Regions from separate parts of the Mus musculus genome. Here region 1 is linked to region 2. A link is a loop called in an ENCODE intact Hi-C map of the cell type or tissue named here. Cell type or tissue: heart. All regions are shown on one strand. Each heading gives the region's core, and the rest is flanking DNA. Links, peaks and the distances in the headings are about the cores only.

Region 1 (10,302 bases), core at 1,366-9,365, 80 kb after region 2:
GCACAACTGCTCCCACCCTAGCCTCACAGGATCTGTTTACTGAGCATGCTCCTGCAGCTCCAAAGGATTTAGTGCTACACCACAGGTGGCCGGGGTAGTCTGCCATTGCAAGAAAGAGTTGCAAGTGTTAAGAGAGTCCTTAATGTAGATTCAATCTGATGTGGCCGCAAAGCCATATGGTACATTCATGAGCTGCAAGCTCAACAGATAAAAACACAGGTCAGAGAATGTGAGCCTCGCCTCCAACAGCACCAGCTTTCTGGCCAGTTCTGTGATAGACTTACTTCTTTTGCTTACAATGACACATTTTTAGGTATTGGAGAAAAGAAAGAAAACAATGACAAATAAACCTACAGTTTTTCTTCAGAAAAATTATTTCTAGCCAGTAAGGCTCCAACCCTTCTACCATTCTTCAACAAGTTTCTGGTGATGTGGCGTTGTCCCTAAGTCTCAGAACAGTCCTGAGTCCAGATCCTGTTCTAATGCCACTGACTCTCTTCTGAAGACACTGATTCTTCTGTGCATGTAGTGACTCAGGTCTGAGGAGCTATGGGGAAAGGGCACTTTGACTGAGAGCCCAGCATCACGAAGGGCAAATGGTGTGATGAGAGTGACTGTCATTACTTGTGCAAAGTCTCTCCACCTCTCATAGCCTCTGATAGGGAAATGGAAAACCCAGTGGAAGGAGGTGAGCTGGGCCTGGAGAAGCGGCTGTCTAAAGGGCTGAGGAGACAGGGCAAGCACTGCAGTAATCCCAGTCCCTGGCAGGACTGGGTGGCTGCAGCTTCACGTCCTTAGACCTTATGTTTGCACACACAGTGGGATTAGCGTAGAGTCTCAAAGAACGCTGGTGCCTCACACAGGAAGAAGTGGAGCTCTGCACTGAGGGAGCCTGCTTGGAAGCTGCGGGCATGGGGCCTCTCCGACTCTGCATATCTAGGCACAGAGGCTTTAGAGCTGCAGTTTTCAAACCTGGACAGCAGCAAACCCCACCATCATTTTACACCATAAAGACCTGGTTCCAGACCTCAGAGATAATTTAGAAGGCAACCGTGCTTGCTAAGCCCGGTGAATGGAGAAAAATGACTTCTGTAAGGTGTACTCCAACTTCTGCATGCATTCTATACGAACACAGGCAAAACAAGTTAACTATTTAAAACCACAAACACTCCGTCTCTACTGGGATTGTCTTATAACTAACTCTGTAAAACAATGTTCAGTCTTCTATTTTAAGACTTTTGGGCTAGTGAGATGGCTCAGCAGTTAAGAGCACTGACTGCTCTGAAGGTCCTGAGTTCAAATCCCAGCAACCACATGGCCGCTCACAACCATCTGTAATGAGATCTGATGCCCTCTTCTGGTGTGTCTGAAGACAGCTACAGTGTACTCATACAATAAATCAATCTTTGGGTCAGAGTGAGTGGGGCTGGAGCAAGCAGAGGTCCTGAGTTCAAATCCCAGCAACCATATGATGGCTCACAATTATCTGTACAGCTACAGTATACTTACATACATAAATAATTATTAAAAACCAACAACTCAGAACTCAAACCTCATAGACTAGGAGTTTATTAAGTTTATTTTATGGGCTGGTCAGTGGTGGTGCATGCCTTTAATCCTAGCACTTGGGAGGCAGAGGCAGGCAGATTTCTGAGTTTGAGGCCAGCCTGGTCTACAAAGTGAGTTCCAGGACAGCCAGGGCTATACAGAGAAACCCTGTCTCGGAAAAACACAAAACAAAACAAAACTTTATTTTATGAGCTATCTACTCAGAAGAGACAAGTGAGTCTGACCTAATGCTGTATAATCTATGTAACATGCTTAACAAGAAAGAGTTCTTTCTATACTATCTATCCTGTTAAAAATAGCCACATCTTACAGTGATTTAAAACCTACAACATTTAGCCCAACCTTTATCACATGGACTAGGAAGTGAGGGTCAGTCTGGCCAGTGCAGGTTTGTACCCCACTTAGCTGATGGAACCCAGGGAAGAGCTGTGTGAAGGAGTCTTTCCTCACACTGGACACAAAGTGGCTGTGGTTGAGTAGGGCTGCAGAATCACACAAATAGGCCTTATCTCATCCTCACTTTTATTCTTTGAAGGTCTGAATGTGGCAAGAATGTAGTCCTAGGTCTAGGGACCCTCCATTAACCATACTGCATCTCTTCTGACTTCAAGGAAGTACAATGGGCAACCAGATATTGAGAGATTGGTAGGGATCTAAGTCAAGGCTCTGCTGTTGAGCAGGAAGTACCAAGGGAACTGGGAAGAAGCAGGCTCATCTCCTCTACTCCTGATAGCAGGCCAGTGTTGGGCTGCTTGTCTCTGAAGTACCTAACAGGCTCCTGAGAGGATAAACAGAAAGCACAGCAGGGTTCTTTGAAAACTAGAGTAAGAAATGCCAAGGGAATGCCTTGGGGGGGGGGGGGTACATACATACTTATAATCTCAACATGCAGGAGGCAGAGGCAGGTGGATCACACACACACACACACACACACACACACACACACACACGTGGGAGGCAGGCGGGTGGTGGGAGATAGATATCTATGGAGGACAGCCAGGGTTTCACAGAGAAACCCTATCTTGAAAAACTAACCCCCTAGCCCCAACCCAAATGCCCAAAGCCCTGTCTACAGTCATTACCAGTGGCTACCCCGCCCTGCCCATCCCCCATGCACACAGTAACTGCTCACCTGACTATCAACTAGCTTGACAAGTCGCTGAAAGCGAGCATCCTCTGCAAGCAAGGCCTTTTCCTTTGGCTTCTCAGACAGCAGGTAGGACAGGCGGATGAGGATGAGGGCCGCGTGATTGTGGTGCAGGCTATGGTCAGAACCCAGCAGCTCCAGCAGCTGCTCTGGTCTGGAGGCTTTCTCAATGAGGAAGTCCAGCTCTTGGTGCTCTGGGTACGGAGTAAACACCTGCTCTTTCCCCAACAGCTCCGCCAAGGAGCCCGAGGAGGGGGAACTGACAGAGGACGTCAAAGTCTTGCAGGACACTCCAGCAAGTCTCAGTCGGCCAACTGGGGCAACAGTAGGAACTAGGCGGGTAGCCTCTCGAAGCAGGCAGGTACACCGCTTCATCAGGCGAACGGCCATGATGCTGGGCGCAGGGAAGAGGGAGGGAGGGAGGGAAGACTCCTAGTAGGTGACTCCGAAGTCCTGAAAAGAAAACGGAGTATTACAGGACACCATGACAACGGCAGGAAGACCCAGCGATTCTAAACAACTGCCCTCAATCATTACAGCCATTACATATGAGACAGCACTTTCTGAAGCATAAGTCTCGGGAGCTTCTGCTTCAGGAGAGAGTGGTCAGATAGCACAGCTCGGCATTCAGCCCCGGACGCACCAGGCCTGGTTGTACTTTCAAACTCTCCAGGTCCTCCTCAATGCTTCCTTCATGCAAATCTGGGCACGTTTCTAATTTTAAAGGAATCCAGGATCAAAAAATTATTGGCTTAAATATTCTAAGTCGAACGATTCTTCCAGATAACCAAAATTCAGTCCCTAGCATCCTCATTGAGGGACTCACAACTGCCTGTAACTCCAGCTCCAGGGACCTGACTCTCTCCCGGGCTGTGTGCCTGCATGTGTCCCCGTGTTCACTTATATACATAGAAAGAAACAAGACTACAATTACTTTACATAGCTAAGGATGACCTTGAACTTCTCTATTCCTCTTGCGGCCACCTCCCAAGTGCTAACATTAAAGATAGCCAATCACTCCTGGTTTATTCAGTGCCGAAGATCAAATCTAGGCCTTTATGTGAGCTAGACAAGCAGTTCCAACTGAGTCACACCCCAGAACCCTTAAAGCAAAACTCACAAATTGAATCGATCACCGCAAACAAGCCCTAACACCACCCAGAGTCACCACCTTGCCAATCTTAATCCAACCCCTACAATACAGGCTCTGTTCCAACTACACTTCACACTTTTATCTCACAATGCAAAACTGGCTACTGCGTTCTCTGCCAATCACAGGGCACGGCATTGCCTTTTTCTAAGTCCTGCAAAATGTTACCTTTTTCGAGAACACGCTACATAACCACATGACGTTTCTTTCGGCAAGTCTGCCAGTCTTGTTCCCTAAGGTGAGATAGAACCAAATGAGACAAGTTACTGGACTTTGCTTCAACTAAAGGAGAAAACACCTCAATTTTTTCTGCTTCCGGGATTCGGGTATATAGCTAGCTTAATTTTACTGTTATGTGAACACATTACTGCAGCTGTAAAAAGATTAGCTTAATTATACTTACACGGAAATAAAATATGGTTCAGAAGGGGGACATCTGCCCAAACCCAATATCCATCACTTACTGAACCCAGACAGTAAAGAAGCGCTGGAGAGCCGGGCGTGGTGGTGCACGCCTTTAATCCCAGCACTTTGGAGGCAGAGGCAGGTGGATTTCTGAGTTCGAGGCCAGCCTGGTCTACAGAGTGAGTTCCAGGACAGCCAGGGCTACACAGAGAAACCCTGTCTCAAAAAACCAAAAAAAAAAAAAAAAAAAAAAAAAAAAAGCACTGGCAAACTACCGATTTTCAAGACCTGCGACTAAGTAAATATCGACCCTGAAACCTAAAATGCAGAAACACGAAAAGTGACTGGCAGGGGACGCCAAGGGTCACTGCGGGCAGCGGAGCTTCCCGGGATAGGCCTCGTGTCTACCGCGGGCCGAGGAGCGCGTGCGCAATCGCAGCCCGGAACCGAATTTGCAACCGAACAGCGCCCTTGGGGCACGGTGTCGAGAGTCCCTTTCCTGGCTCCCCCCACAACAGCCCCGCCGGTCCTTACTAACTGCTGCCCTTCCCAGCCACGCTTCCCGTCTCGGATACCCACGTTCAGAAACCCGGTCTCTCCAGGACGCCAGACTGCGGCGGCGATCACCCTCACTGACCTCCATCAGCCTACGGCCTCCACGCGGCCTGGCGCGCTCACTGACGTCACTGGCGCGCCGCCGGAAGCTAGGTGGCCCAGTGCTCCCGGACGGAGGCCACGCCCTCCGCCCCTTCCGCAGTCGCCATCTTTGTTGCGCTCAGGCTTCCGGTACTGGGAAGTGTAGTGAGATCCTGGTCGTGGGAAACGTAGACGGGAAGGAGAGGGTGAATTCTACACGGCAGGGCACGTCGGGCCAGAGTCTCCTACTTGTGCGGAGTTTGGGTAGCGACTCTGATGTCAGCCCGTTCTGCCCCACTCCCTTGGGCCTTTCACAGGTCCTGTAGGAGAGGCGTGAGTTGGGACCGCCGTGTTGACTTTGGGGTTCGGGGCGGGAAGGCATTGCCAGGTGTCGGGTAATTACAGAGAAGCGAGTTGTAGCTCCAGCTGAAGGTCTTTTCGGAAATGCAAGCAGTTTGTCTAGATTAAACAAGTAAAGGACATACCGTATACAACGGCACACCGATAAATTGCTGTAATCTCAGTAATGGAGGCAGGAGGCCGAGGGCTAGCCTGTACTACTGTGGAGGCCCTGCATCAAGAAGCAGAATAGCCGGGCGTGGTGGCACACACCTTAAAACCCCAGCCAGGAGACAGGAAAAAGGATCTTTGAGGTCGTGGCTAGCTTGGTCTACATACCAAGTTTAGGACAGCCGGGACGACCTGGAGAAGGCCCTGCCTTAGCGCACGGCAGGACTGAGGAGATAGTACAAAATGCTGGGTAGGATGGTTGGGAGGTGAGTTTTCCCAGTAATCCCAGTGCTAGGAAACCACAGACGGCATCTCTGGGACAAAGGTGTATGTGTGCATGAAGAGATCACAGGAAAACTTGGGGAAATTTGTTTCTTCCAATCATGTGGGATCTGGGAATTGAACTCACAGTCAAGTGGCCCCTAAACTAACTGTCTGTTTTCCTAGACAGCGTTTCTCCTTGTAGCCTTGGCTGTTTTGGAACTCGCTGTGTAGACCAGGCTGGTCTTGAACTCACAGAGATCCCCCTCCTTCTGCCTCTGGAGTGCAGGACAAAAGACATGCCCCACCCCCACCCCCAGGTCCCCACTAAGTTATCCTGCTGGCCCTAATTTTGTAGAAAGGAAAATTTAACTTAAAATTTTCCTTGAAAAATCTTTATGTTTGTAAGAGTGTATTACTTCTCTCCTTTGTGGCTAAAATCAAGCGTAAACGCTGGTTCTTGTTAATAAAAGATTGCTGAATTATCCAGGGAAGCTTCTCTTGCTTTAGCCTTACAGTAGCTAGCATTATATTGCCACACTAGCTTTACCTTGGTGGTTCTTGTTTAAGAGTCTCATGCTGAATTCAAAATTTAGCTCAAAAAGGTCAGAGATAATATAGATATAAAACTCCTAAGGGGAAACACATTTTTACTATCTTGGATTAAACAGTAGTTTCTTAGTAGGAAACCAAAAGCAAAAATGACAAAAAGGAAAAACAAACAAACAAAACAAAGATAAAATGGACCAGAAAGGAAATGAAGGGTTGCAGTGGTGGACATACCACCACAGCCAGCTGAGAATGTATAAAATTCTTAGTGCTGGGACTGTTGTCTTGGAGGCCTACTGCCTCTGTTTGCTAAATAGGCCTAGTCCTGGAAGCTTCTAGCCTCTGTAGAATCTTATCTAGGCCTAGAATGTTTTCAGCCTCTGAGACTTGTTGCTGAATAAGCTCACCCTTTCTAGCTTCTTTTGAGCTGGTCAACTCAGCTGTTCTGGCTCAAAACTCCTCTCCACACTCTCCACACTCTCCACACTGACTGATTCAAGCTGGCTTCTTTCTTGGCCTCTTGACTGTTTTGCTTGAACTCCTACTAACTTTGGCAATCTGTTGTAATCTTCTGGGTCCTCATTCTCTGGCTCCTGTCTTCACTTGTGTCTAATTTATTCACTCGGCAATCTGCCTCTGTACAACTGTCGCAGTAAAACCGCTTCCTTCCTTTTCTCTGCGCTGCCCCTCAAGTAGCTTCCCTTTCCTCTTGTGAGAGTTGGGCAGATCATATTCTGTCAGATCCTTCTCTGATTCTTCACTTCACCTGCCACTCAATTAGGTAGACATCACTTTCAAACATGGGTGCTTCCTTCTACAAACTTACTTTACTGTCATTGTTTGGGATTAGAGCTGTGTGCTAAGAGCTGCCACAACTACAAACAGGTTTTCCAGTAAGTAACACAGTCTTAGGGTTCACAGTGTGATCAGATATTCTGTAACAGTGAAAGGCTGGAGCCTCTGAAGACAGCACCTCCACTCAAGGCTCCTTAAAGCTGTGAGCCACCCTCATCTCATGCCTATACCTCGCCACAGTTCCTGGAACCAACCCCAGGCTAGACCAGGTGCCAGAGGCCTTGTAGCCCCAGGACTATGGCAGCTAGAAGTATGGGAATGGGTTCATTTTCTCTGCCAATTAAATAATTAAGTAGGAAAGATGTGTTATTGGGGATCTTGGGGAACCCCAGGAGAGCCATTCTATGGCGCCTAGGGAATCAGGGTTCTTCCTTAGGGTTATTAATAAAATAATTTAGGACATACACACAAATGGAAGCCTAGGACAGTTAGAGTTCAAAAAGAAAACCCCGGGGCCGGTCAGCCATAAACCTCAAAGCTGCCTGGGGACTGGAGAATAGCCCTGCAGCTTGAGCTGGGCAGTTCACAGGTTAGCCACCGGGTGGCAGGCATCCATGTGGCCGGGAGCTAGAGCCATGCAGCTCAGATAGGGTCAGCCACCATGTTTGTCAGGCAACCTTGTGCTGGGGAGTAGAGCTTTAGGAAAGGAGCAAGGAACCCCAAAGTGTTAGGGGATTTAAGATGGACTTTGGCCAATGTCTTTGTTAGGTTGCTATCACTGTGATAAAAACCATAGCCAAAGCAACTTGTGGTTTACTTGACTCACATCACACATCATCATCAAAGAAAGGACAGGAGCTCAAGGCAGAAACTGGAGCAGAGGCCATTGCTAGGGTTGGTCTTGTGCAAGATATGCTTAGATGCTGCTGAGTTCTGTGACCAGGATCAGGTTGTAATCTGGACATGGGCATTGTATTGACCAACGTGCTGTAAAGAATGCTTTTTTTTTTTAAGATTTATTTATTTAATGTATATGAGTACACTGTAGTTGTCTTCAGACACACCAGAAGAGGGCATCAAACTCCATTACAGATGGTTGAGAGCCACCATGTGGTTGCTGGGAATTGAACTCAGGACCTCTGGAAGAGCAGTCGGTGCTCTTAACCACTGAGCCATCTCCCCAGCCCCAAGAATGCTTCTTAAGGCTTACCCTGACTCTGTTGCCTGCCTGTGGATATTGTTCCCCTAACTGGGTTGCCTCATCTGGCCTCAGTGGGGAGGAGGTGCCTAGTCCTGCAGTGACTTGAGGGAATGGAAGAAGGACCACTGGTCCTAACGTGAATGGTGTGGATGCTGAAACTGAACTGGCCTTGAGCTCCATGCACAGGTGACCTGCTGAGCCACCTGAGCACACAGTAGCCAGCAGAGCTACTGCACCTCCTCACCTCAGACCCAAAAGGCATAGTCAGGAAGCAGAGAGAAATGAATGTTGATGGTCAGCTATATTTTTTATTTTTTTTTTGCAGGGTGGGGGGAGAGGGTTAGAGACAGTCTTTAGAGCAGTCCTGGCTGCCCTGGAGCTCACTGGCTGGCCTCAGACTCAGAGATCCTCCTGCCTCTGCCTTTTGCATGATGTAATTAAAGATGTGTGTGAGATGGCTCAGAGGTTAAGAGAACTGGCTGCTCTTCCACAGGTCCTAAGTTCAATTCCTGCAACTACATGGTGGCTCACAACCATCTATAAGGGAACTGGTGCCCTCTTCTGGCCTGAGGGTGTATATGCATCAGAGCAGTCATACTTTAAATTAATAATAATAATAATAATAATAATAATATGTGTGCCACCATGCCTGGCTTTGACTTTCTTCTCTTTATTTATTTTGGTATTCCAGTCCCCAGAATGGTGTTCTCCACCCCTTCCCTCCCATTCACATGGGTCTTTTCTCCTTGTTAAAGTCATCTAGAAACATCTTTTTTTTTTTCAGTGTATGAGAAGAACAATTTTTTTTTTGTTCTTTTACCAAATTTGTGTTTTTCTATTTGACAGATATCTATACTTTTTCTGAGTCCCAAATGGAAGTGAAATTATTTCTCTTCCTTCTTTCTTTCCTTCCTTCCTTTTAAAAATTATTTACTTATTTTATGTATGTGAGTACACTGTAGCTGTCTTCAAACAGAAGAGGGCATCAGATCTCATTACAGATGGTTGTAAGCCACCATGTGGTTGCTGGGAATTGAACTCAGGACCTCTGGAAGAGCAGTCAGTTCTCTTAACTGCTGAGCCATCTCACCAGCCCAGAACAATTATTTTTTATTGGATGTTTCCTTTATTTACATTTCAAATGTTAATATCCCCTTTCCTGATTTTCCCTCCCCAAACCCCCTATCCCATTCCCCTTCCCCCTGCTCACAAACCTACCCATACCCACTTCCTGGCCCTGGCATTTCCCTATACTGGGGCATAGAGTCCTCACAGGACTAAGGGCCTCTCCTCCCATTGATGACTGACTAGGCCATCCTCTGACACATATGCAGCTGGAGCCATGAGTCCCACCATGTGTACTCTTTGGTTGGTGGTTTAGTCCCAGGGAGCTCTGGGGGTACTGGTTGGTTCATATTGTTCCTCCTATGGGGCTGCAAACCCCTTCAGCTCCTTGGATCCTTTCTCTAGCTCCTTCATTGGGGACCCTGTGCTCAGTCCAATGGAAGGCTGTGAGCATCCACTTGTGTATTTGTCAGGCACTGGCAGAGCCTCTCATGAGACAGCTCTATCACGCTCCTGTCAGCAAGCAGTCTAGAAACATCTTAATCAGCACACCTTTGCCTCCCAAGTGCTGGGATTAAAGGCCACCACTGCCTGGTATCTTTTTTTTTCTAATGATTTATTTATTTTATATATGTGAGTATACTGTCACGGTCTTCAGACACATCAGAAGAGGGCATCAGATTCCATTATAGATGGTTGTGAGCCACCATGTGGTTGCTGGGAATTGAACTCAGACTCCTGGAAGAACAACCAGTGCTCTTAACCACTGAGCCATCTCTCCAGCTCCTCCATGCTGATTCTAAATTCAGTCAAATTAACAATTAAAATTAATCTTCCCAGTATTTGGCCCTTAAGATGGCAAAGCCATGTGACCTTCCCTTTATTATGACTGGTAGGAGGCAAGAAAGGAGAGACATGAACAAATATCTACTCAGCCCAGATAGGGAACCAATGATGGATCACAGTAAGAGACTGCCAAAGTCCAGCTTGATGAAACAATGAGTGTTCTTTGGG
Region 2 (10,302 bases), core at 1,430-9,429:
CCCTAAACTCCCACAAGCAGGACCAGAGGTAGCTAATACTACCTATCTCTGCACTATCAGTATGACAGAGACCAGGCCTCTAGGCTAATACAGGTACTCTATCTCTAGAATCCATCTTCTTGGAAGAAATAATATGTACCCTGAGTTGAGTTTCAATGTAATGATGCTTTCTTGTGCACCAAGGATTGTTTTATGTCAGGATACTTTTTCCCAAATTACACTGGGTTTAAATCCCCTGGCATCAGACTCTTTAGAAGTTTTGGTTCAGGTTTATGAAATCAATGTGAATCGAGTTTTTATTTTAGTCTTCAAGGTTCAGTCATCGGCCCATTCCTGCAGGAGTTCCCACACAAGTCCACCTTCAACCAGGACATTTTTGTTTGTGGCTTTTTCAGGCAGAATCTCGTGTAGCCCATGATGTCCTTGAACATGCTATGTAGCTAAGGCTGGCCTTGAGCTCCTAATCACCCTGCTTCAGCCTCCAGAGTGCTAGGATGTCATGAGCCATATGCCCAGCAATTAGAATCTTCTCAAAATGTTTTCAAAGCTTTTCCACTCTCTGTGTCTTTGAGTCTGTAAACACGACGATCGTAGCAAACTCCCTAGTACAGCAAGCTCTAGACAAGTCTCTGGAAAAGCCTTTGCTTGTTTGGTTCGGTCATTTTAATTTATTTACATAGCTATCACTATATGATCTTATAATACAGAGCAGATGGATTTTTACTTGAAATATGGGCTGTGTATGGGATGAGGTGAGGAGCTCCAGGGTAGGAAGAGAGCAGCTCACTGGGTAGGGTGCTTGCCAAGTTTACATGAAGCGCTGGGTTGTTCTCTAGCACAGAATAAACCCTGCATCTAGTTAGTGGCACAGGCCAGTAATCCCAGGACTCGTGAGATAGAGGCAGGAAGATTATAACTTCAAGGCCCTTTTGGGATAGAGACCAGATTAGATTATAGGAGACCATATCTCAAACAAACCAAGCCAAAAGTGATATATCTGGAAAGGTACATTAATGCCGGATTGTGGGATGCCTTAAATGCCAGACACCTGATGCTAAGTGTTTAAAGACTAAGTGTACTCATTTGTCTGTGTCTGTGGATTGATGCAGAAGGAAGACTCAAAGGGCACTTCCCACACCTCAGCTTGATCTGCCACGTGGTGGAAATATACACACTTGAGAAGTGCTAGAGGCCAGAGGATTTCTGTGGCTTGATAGGCAGAATGTAAGGCTGACTGCCCTCATTACCAAAAAGAGACAGAAATTTGTAAAGGAAACGAGTCTGTTACCAGCAGTCAGTGTCCTGGGTTTCCTGGTTCTTGGCCATTTTGCCCAATAATTTAAAATGTAGTGCTGAAGCTGGGCATGGTGGCACATGCCTTTAATCCCAGCACTTGGGAGGCAGAGGCAGGTGGATTTCTGAGTTCGAGGCCAGCCTGGTCTACAAAGTGAGTTCCAGGACAGCCAGAGCTACACAGAGGAAACCCTGTCTCGAAAAACAAAAACAAAACAAAACAAAACAAAACAAAAAAAGTTGTGCTGGTTGTATTTGCCTTTCTATTGTTATGATAAAATCCTGACCCCAAACAACTGTGGGACAAAGTTTTATTTCAGCTTGCAGGTTACAGACAGGGAAGAAGCGCGAAGGCAGAGACTGAAGCAGAGGCCGTGGAGTGACTGCTCCCCAGGCTTATCAGCCTGTTGTTGTTGTTGTTGTTGTTGTTTTAATAATTTATTTATTTTTGTTTTATGTGCATTGGTGTTTTGCCTTTGTGCATGTCTATGTAAGGGTTTCAGATCCCTTGAAACTGGAGTCACAGACAGCTAGCTGTGAGCTGCCACATGGAAACTGAGAAATGAACTGGAGTCCTCTGCAAGAGCTGCCAATGGTCTCAACCATCTCTCCAGTCCCTCCTAGCCTGCTTTTTCGTACCAGCCAGCATCACCTGCTCATAGGCGGCACCGCCCACAGTGAGCTGGGAAAACACCCCTCCCCCACATCATCACTAATCTAGAAAGTTTGGAGCTGGAAAGATGGCTCGGTGTTCAAGAGCAAATAATGTTCTTTCAGAGAGTCCGGGTTGAATTCCAGCACATGGTAACTCACTACTGTTTATAATTCCAGTTCCAGGGAATCTGATGTCCTCTTCTGCCTGCTATGGGCACCAGGAGTACACACACACACACACACACACACACACACACACACTTGGTACAGGTACATACAGTTACATACATGCAAGCAAAACACTCATACACATAAAAATAATCTTTAAAAAAAAAAGTAGAAAACACCTGGCAGACATGCCCCAGGGCAATCTGATGGAAGGAAGCAATTCCTCAGCTGAGGTTCCCTTTTCCCATATGGCTCTAGTTTGAGTCACATTGACAGACCCTAACCAGCACAAAATGGCTCACGCAGATTTGCAACAAGTAAGTATATTGGGAGCAAAGCTAGAGAACACTAGCTGAGAGGGCTGTGTGAGTCAGAGTACTCAAGGCTCAAGGCCCAACAGTTTAGGCTTCCTTTTAGGATTCAAGAGTGGGAGGTAGGCACCTAAGGGATATGGGATGGCCAGTTCTCTATTCTGACTGATAGGTTAGGCCAGATAATAATTCTTTCAACTGCACACACCCTTTCCTATGGTACCCTATTTTAATCATGTGCACACCCAATTGTGTACTGGTGTAACTCAGTAAATGGGAATTCTCTCTGAAAGTTTGTTTGGGGCCCAGATTTGCAGTACTGTGCATGCACCCCAAAAGAGCTCTCAGGTTAGGTAATGCACCTATCCTGTACCAGGGTGCATCAGAGACTTAACTGAATAGAACTGTCTAAATTTGGTTGTATTGGGGCAGAGAAATTTATACTATTTTTCAGAGAGAGGCGTGTGTGCCTGATGCAAGTTTGGGTCCAAGATTGCTAGATGGATTATTGAGAGAGGATGTTTGTGCATAGTGTGTGCTGTAAAGGATTGAGGCTGCATTATGAGAAGAGGGGTCATTCAGGACCAGATCGAGTCCTAGGCTACGAAACTATTCCCTATGCCAACTAGCCTCAGTTTTGTTTATGGCTGCCATCAGAACTGGGAAGAGAGAGATTCCATTTCATCCAGCCACCCGCTCCCCAGCAATTACAACTTGTGAAAAGATGAAATAAAACCCAGGCCATAGGGGCTAGAGCGATGGCTTAGTGGTTAAGATGTGAAGGCCACATAGAATAAGTACCTGTGGAGTGCTCAGCCACAAATGGGACATCTATATCACCCTCCACCACCACCCAAGCTCAGGAGCCATCATGGAAGAGAAAGCAGAAGATTATAAAAGCCAGAGGTGCAGGGTGGGGGTGCACACCTTCATTCCCAACACTTGGGAGGCAGGGACAGCAGCGCTCTGAATTCTAGGCTAGCCTATTCTACACAGCAAGTGCTAAAACAGCGAGGATTAGAGGCTAGGAGGGCTGGAGCTGTGTTAACAGTGTCTTCTGGACATGGTGGGACTCCTGCACTCATGAACTCAAAGTGCTTGTGGATGCTTGCTTAAGACCTGAACAATCGAGGCCAGCCTGGTCTACAAAGTGAGTTCCAGGATAGCCAGAGCTATACAGAGAAACCCTGTCTCGAAAAAAAAAAAAAAAAGAAAAGAAAGAAAGAAAAAAAAAAAGACCCGAACAAGATCAAGCCAGTCAACATTCCATCATGGACTAGGAAGGGATTCATGAGCCTTCCCCAGAACTGTGGACTGGAAGGGAGGAGTCATATTGCTTTGAGGGCATGGCTCCCTATTGTAAAGATTTGCATGTAGCCCTGAGAGAACTACAATTAGCAGGATACTTAGTATTTTAAAATAAGTATTGGCTTCATTTAGCATATTTTTTCTTTTGAGACACAGTTTCTTTGTGTATCCTTGGCTGTTCTGGAACTTCCCTCTGTAGACCAGGCTGGTCTCCAACTCAGAGATCTGCCTGCTTCTGCCTCCCAAGTGCTGGGATTAAATGCATGCACCACCATGGCCCAGTTTAGTATTAGTTTAGGATCAGTAAATTCCATACTGTGGGTTGGCATAACAGCAAAACAAAGACCTGTTGGGGTGCCAACTTGCTTTTGAAAAATCACCTGATCCTCTGAAATTGTTCTGTGAATGTGGTAACTATATATGATGTCTGTTAACTATGTAGGTGCTGGAGAGATGGCTCAGTGGTTAAGAGTGCTGGCTGTTCTTCAAAAGGACCTGGGTTCGATTTCCATCACCCACATGGCAGCTTACCACCATCTGTAACTCCAGCTCCAGGAGTTCTGACACCTTCACATAGATGCATATGCAGGCAAAACACAAATGAAAATAAAATAAAAATAATTTTAAAAAATCTATAACTTTACTCTGGCAGGGCCCGAATGCCCGTGCTCTTGTAATTTTTACCTTCCTGATGTACCAAGGGTAGGAGAGAATAAAGCTTTAAAATTTTACACACACACATTACACATAGTTTTGGCTTGGGTGTGAGATTAGTGAACATAGAGGCTTGGGTGGACCATAGGGTCCATAACTTTCCAGGGAACCCACAGCCATACCCTGTGAACTGCCTCTCAGCTATCATGTTTTAAATTTTATTTTCATTAAACATTTCTTCTTAGAGGTGTAGATCTGGAGGCGAAGGAAGTTGAACTTGAGCCTTAGAGCATGGATATGATGACCTGGCCATTGTGAACCCTGATTTCCTTATACCTTCCAGCTTCCCAAAAGCACCTTTGCATTTGTGTGTGGGTGGCTGAAGCCTAGATTAGAAACACCATAAACTCAGGAATGTGAATATCCATCAGAATGCTTTTTTTTTTTTTTTTTTTTTTTTTTTTTCGAGACAGGTTTTCTTTGTATAGTCCTGGAACTCACTCTGTAGACCAGGCTGGCCTCAAACTCAGAAATCCGCCTGCCAAATGCTGGGATTAAAGGCATGCGCCACCACTGCCCAGCCAGAATACTATCTTCAAGATGTTTTAGGACAACCCATACAGACAACAGGTTGCATACACTACCTAGAAGGTTGCTGTTGGCAGCTATTGTACATTTTTGGATTCTTTTATGAGACTCTGGTCCAACGGTTGATCCTGAACTCATTTTCCTGTCTCTAGCAGCCAGGTGCTATGATTACACAGGAGTGCGCCGCCACGCCCAGCCAGAATAGAAAGTTACTAGAAAAGGGTTTCCTTGTGGCTCAGAGTAAAAAGAGAGGGATGCCAAGTGGCAGCGCGCCCAGAACCCGGATTGGAGACTGACTCTGTCCCTTCCCAGGGGCATGTGGCCCGCCTCCCTAATCGCGAGGCAGGCTGGGAAGTCGGCCACCCTAAAGATGGCGGCAGAATTGAAAAGTTGGAGCCACTCCCGCGCGGCCCTGAAGGGTTCGGGAGAGCTAGGGATGGGGGGGGGGGTACTGGGGCGCCTTTCCAGAGGGGATGGGAAGGACTGGGGTAGGCAGGTGTGCTCCTCCCGCCCTGAGGAGGCATGGAGGGGCCCGGGGTGACCCTGGGTCTCTTCAGGGGCTTTGGGAAAAACAGGGAATCGCCCTTCTTGGTATCGCCCTCCTTGGGCCCAGCGAGTGCCTCTAGGCGGAAGTGCGGGAGCGCCGAGGCAGTGGGCGGGGCGTGAGGGGGCGGGGTCTCCGGAGTGGGCGGGCTCCCTAGGTCCGGAAGTGCGGGTGGGGCGCGGCCGGGGCGGAGACTGCGGGCGGGCCGGCGGCGCGGTGAGCGCGGGGGTGGCGGGCCCAGAGCGAGCATGTAGCGGCCGCTGGCAGTGGGGCTCCCGGGGCGGGCCGCGGGGGCCGCACGCGGCGACATGGAGGAGGAGGGCAAGAAGGGCAAGAAGGTGAGCGCTCACCGGCGCGTCCTGCCGCCGGGCCGGGGCGTGGGGTGGGGGTCCCTCGGGGTGGGCGGGCGGGCGGGCGGCTGAGCGGGCAGGGACAGCGGTCAGGTGGGCCTGCGGCTCCCGGAGGAAGTGCCGCGCCTTTCCGGTGGGGGCGTCCCCTTTGCCGCTCGCCCCCGGCCTGCTCCAGACGGCCTGTCAGGGGGCCCGCCTTCCCCGCGCGCCGGCCTGGGGCCACAAAGGAAGTGGGCCCAGTGAGGGGCCAGAAGGTGGCCTGGGCTGGAACTTGGGCCACTGGGCTGTGCCGTGACCGGCGAGGCTTTTGCTGCCCACTTGGCTTTGTTTTTGGATGTCCAGTAAAAGCAAAGATGGACTTAGCTTTTCGGCGGGTTCTCTCGTCGACTGTCGCTCCTATTTAATACCACTGAGTGATTTTAGTGACGTTATGTTTGGCAGTAAGATTTAGGACATGGTTCAAGAGGCTCCTTCGTTTCTGTAGTTTAAAAATGTGGCTTTAATTACAGGCTTGAGTAGTTGATAAAGAACATTTTAAGAAGCCTGGGAAGACCATGTGGGAATGAACCGCTTAAACTGCCTTTAAAGCGAAAAGTGGGCTTTGATAAAATGTATCCCTTTCAAATAAATGCTTTGCAATCTTCATGTTTGCCTGTCATTTTCATTTGATAAATGTGTGCACGTTGTGGACAAGTTTAAAACAGACTTTGATGTCCTAGCTCAGCACCACCCGGCCTCCTTGTAGCCTTTAATTGGCCACACCACTCACCACCTTGTTTTAGGAGGTGTCCCATTTTTCAGAAAGTCTTACTTGAAATAGAGTGGCCAGGTGGCCTTCAGGGAATCCAGGCCAGCAGCGCTGCCCCCACTTTCTTTTGTTTGAAGACAGAAAGTTGCACTTGTTATTTAGATGTCCTGTCAACTTGTTACCTCCAAAGATGGTTTAAAGCTGGGAAATGGGCCCAACAAAGCAATTCAGCCTACAAGTATAGAAGGGGTTTGAGCATTGTAAAAGGACTTAGCTAGAAAAGAGGGTGCTGTTGAGGAAGGACTTGGCCCAAGTGTGGCTGATGCTGAACCGTGCCAGCTGGTCTTTGCAATGCCAGTAGCCTACATCCCTGGAGACATTGTATTTGTCTCACACTCTAAGTGCCCTGTAAGACACCTGGCCCACGTTCTTGTTTGGGACAAATTGCCTGGCGGTTTATGTTGTCTTGTATATCATACCAGTTTGGGTAGAAGGCTGAGGAGCAGAGAGAGGCATTAAGACTTCCCCCTGAGCTTTTGGATCAGTAGCAAGACAATCTCTTTTTGTTTTGTTTTTCAAGACAGGGTTTCTCTGTGTATCCCTGGCTGTCCTGGAACTCACTCTGTAGACCAGGCTGGCCTCGAACTCAGAAAGCCACTTGCCTCTGCCTCCCAAGTGCTGGGATTAAAGGCGTGCACCACCATGCCCAGCTCTTGTAGCAAGACAATCTTACAGTTATATGCAGTGAAAAAAAAATAAGTACAGAAAAAGGCAGTGGTTAATTTCAGTGTCTCAGTTAAAGGAGATAATGCGTGTGTAGGGATCTATGCTAGCAGTTGTAGGCATTCTGTCACCTGCTTTAGTTTGTTCCCTGTAAACAAGTGAGACAACCTTTGGGACCTGAGTTTCTATGTAGGCCATGACTGAACACAGTTTACCAGGTATCTTCCTATAAGGAGCTTGCAGAACCTTCCTAATATGTTTGTCTTTGAGATACACTTTCTCTGTTATGTAGCCCTGGCTGTCCTGAAACTCAGATGTCTAGATCAGGCTGGCCTTGAAATCACTGAGGTCCTGCCTTTCAGTACTGGGTTAAACGCTGGGCTACAACACCTGACTTTTTTATTTTTATTTTATTAAAATTTATTTATAATACATAAGTACACTGTAGCTGTCTTCAGACGCCACCAGAAGAGGGCACCAGATCTCATTACGGGTGGTTTCTGGGATTTGAACTCAGGACCTTCAGAAGAACAGTCAGTGCTCTTACCAGTAGAGCCATCTCGCCAGCCCCCCTCCCCCTTTTTAAAGATTTATTATTTTATGTATATGAGTACACCATTGCTCTCTTCAGACACACTAGAAGAGGGCATCGGATTTCATTACACATGGTTGTGAGCCACCGTGTGGTTTCTGGGAATTGAACTCAGGAAGAGCAATCAGTACTCTTAACTGCTGAGCCCTCTTTCCAGCCCTATACCTGACTTCTTAAGGTGCTGTTTAATATGAAGTATCTCCTCCAACTTAGGAGTTTAAGTGTTTTTCTCCCCCCCCCTTTTTTTTTTTTAAAGATTTATTTATTATACATAAGTTCACTGTAGCTAACTTAAGATACACCAGAAGAGGGCGTCAAATCTCATTGTGGGTGGTTGTAAGCCACCATGTGGTTGCTGGGATTTGAATTCAGGACCTTTAGAAGAGCAGTCAGTACCCTTACCCACTGAGCCATCTCGCTAGCCTCTTAAGTGGTTTTCATAATGGTCAGTTAACAAGAGGTACTTGTTTTAAACATTTAATGAATTCATCCCATTTCCTACCAAGACAGATTCCCTGTGTAGATCTGGGTGTCCAGGAACTGGCTCTGTTGGTCAGGCTGCTCTTAAACCTAAGAGATTGTCCTGTCTCTGATGGGACTAATGGTGTGCACCACAACAGCCTGGCTACAAATTCAAACTTTTAATACATTTTACGTTTGGACGTTTAAATGCACCCAGCTCTTTCAAAAAAGTGCAGACGAGCCTATGAAAGTATGAATGGGTGCTGAAGATGTAGTTTGTTTGGTGTAGTGCTTGCCTGCTAGGTATGAAGCCCTGGTTTGGATCTCCGGTGCTTAGGATGCTCCAGAGGCATGATGGTATATTGTAACCCTGGCACTTGGGAGGGGGAGGTCAGAGGCTCACAAGTTCAAGGTCATCCTTGGCAGCTTACTATGGACCATGGCCAACCTGGAATATAAAAGAACCTGTCTCAAAACTGGATTGGCAGGCCCTTTCCAGGTCTCTGATACTTGCTGTCTTATCAAGCAATAGTTTTACTCTGGCCTTTAATTCAGACAGAGAGATCAGTGTACTGCTGGTGATACCAAGGACCAAGTAGATTTTCTGGAAGTGGCCCCAGGTGTTGTCCTGCCATATTCAAGCGACTATAGCAACAAAAGTATGGTGACTGTATATCTCTATCAAACAGTCTGTTGAACCAGTTATGTTCATGAACCCGCAGTCATGGAGATGCAAGAAAAGCTAGAGAGCTTGCAGAGCTAGCTGTTGTAGAGCTGGATCAATCCCAGGCCAAGCCAGAGGAATGAGTGCATCAGAAAAACTGGCTGACGTTGTGGGCCTTGTGAAGGGCTGTAGAGTGACCACTTGATGTTTGTAGAGTGGCTGGTACCTCTCAGACTGAAAGACCTGTGTTTGGTGAATGAGGCTCTTGTTTTTATATTAAAAGTTTACTTTTAATTGAAATTTTTAATGATTTATTTTTATTTTATGTACATTGGTGCTTTGCCTGTGTGTACACCTGTGTGAGAGTGTCAGATCCCCTGGAACTGGAGCTACAGGCAGTTGTGAGCTGCCCTGTAAGTGCTGGGAACTGAACCCTAGTCCTCTGGAAGAACGGCCAGTGATCTTTTTGTTTTTAATTAACTAATTTATTTTATTTATATCCCAAACGCTGCCCCTCCCCCTTTCTGGTCTTCCCTCACAGAGTCTCCTTCCATCCCTCTCCCCTTCTCTTCTGAGAGTGTGGGGTTACCCCTGCGTATCCCCTCTCTCTGGTGCATCAAGTCTGTGCCAGCAGCCAGTGTTCTTAATTGCTGAGCCATTGGTCCAGCCCCTTTTAATTTCGTATATGTGCATGTCTGGGTCTGCTCAGGTACGTGTGGCTACCTGCGAAGGCCAGAGGTAATGAATCTCCCTGGAGGTGGTCTTAGAAGTAGTTATAAGCCACAAGATAAGATGTTGGGAATTAAACTAGAATCCTCTTCAAGAACAAACAGTAAGTGGTTTTAACTCCTGAGCCATCTCTCCATACCTGAATAAGCCTCCTATGTATTAAATAGTCTCAGATCTTGTATATTGTAGTATTATGCTATACTGTATATGATGCAATGTAACCTTCTCTGCCCTCCTTTGCCAAGACAGGGTCTCACAAAGCCCAGACTAGTGTGAAACCTACTATGTAGTCAAGTATGGATGACCTTTAACTCTGATCTTTTGCCTTCCTCTGAGGGCTGAGATCATAGGTATGCACATGGGGACTAAATCCAGGGCTTTGTGTGTGATAGGCATTCAGGCATTCTATCAATTTAAGCTACATTCTGTTTTCTTACCCTTTTTTTTTTTTTCTCGAGACAGGGTTTCTCTGTGCAGCCCTGGCTGTCCTGGAACTCACTTTGTAGACCAGGCT

The links. A loop is a pair of places that touch in the nucleus more often than their neighbours do. Peaks named below come from ENCODE experiments on the same cell type or tissue, not always from the same donor. Only the 100,000 strongest peaks of a DNase experiment are listed, where the experiment ranks them.
Region 1: a loop joins it to region 2, with 6 times the contacts of the local background. A loop is called at or near these places in 9 of 42 quality-filtered maps.

What each region holds. Positions count from the first base shown.
Region 1 is chr11:6,621,115-6,631,416 of GRCm38, forward strand. Tbrg4 (transforming growth factor beta regulated gene 4) reads right to left here and starts at 4,953. Exons shown (of 12, transcript NM_134011.3): 1 at 4,851-4,953; 2 at 4,035-4,099; 3 at 2,702-3,169. The coding sequence starts at 3,106. In heart, for the core only: CTCF peaks have their summits at 7,615 (motif pointing right) and 8,778 (motif pointing left); DNase peaks (open chromatin) are centred at 2,887, 4,977, 6,787 and 7,627; H3K4me3 peaks cover 3,519 bases; H3K27ac peaks cover 2,109 bases.
Region 2 is chr11:6,541,172-6,551,473 of GRCm38, forward strand. It overlaps Ccm2 (cerebral cavernous malformation 2), which reads left to right and starts at 5,716. Exons shown (of 10, transcript NM_146014.3): 1 at 5,716-5,858. The coding sequence starts at 5,829. It also overlaps the pseudogene Gm24000. In heart, for the core only: CTCF peaks have their summits at 6,091 and 7,795 (motif pointing right); DNase peaks (open chromatin) are centred at 5,300, 5,610 and 6,030; H3K4me3 peaks cover 2,900 bases; H3K27ac peaks cover 2,767 bases.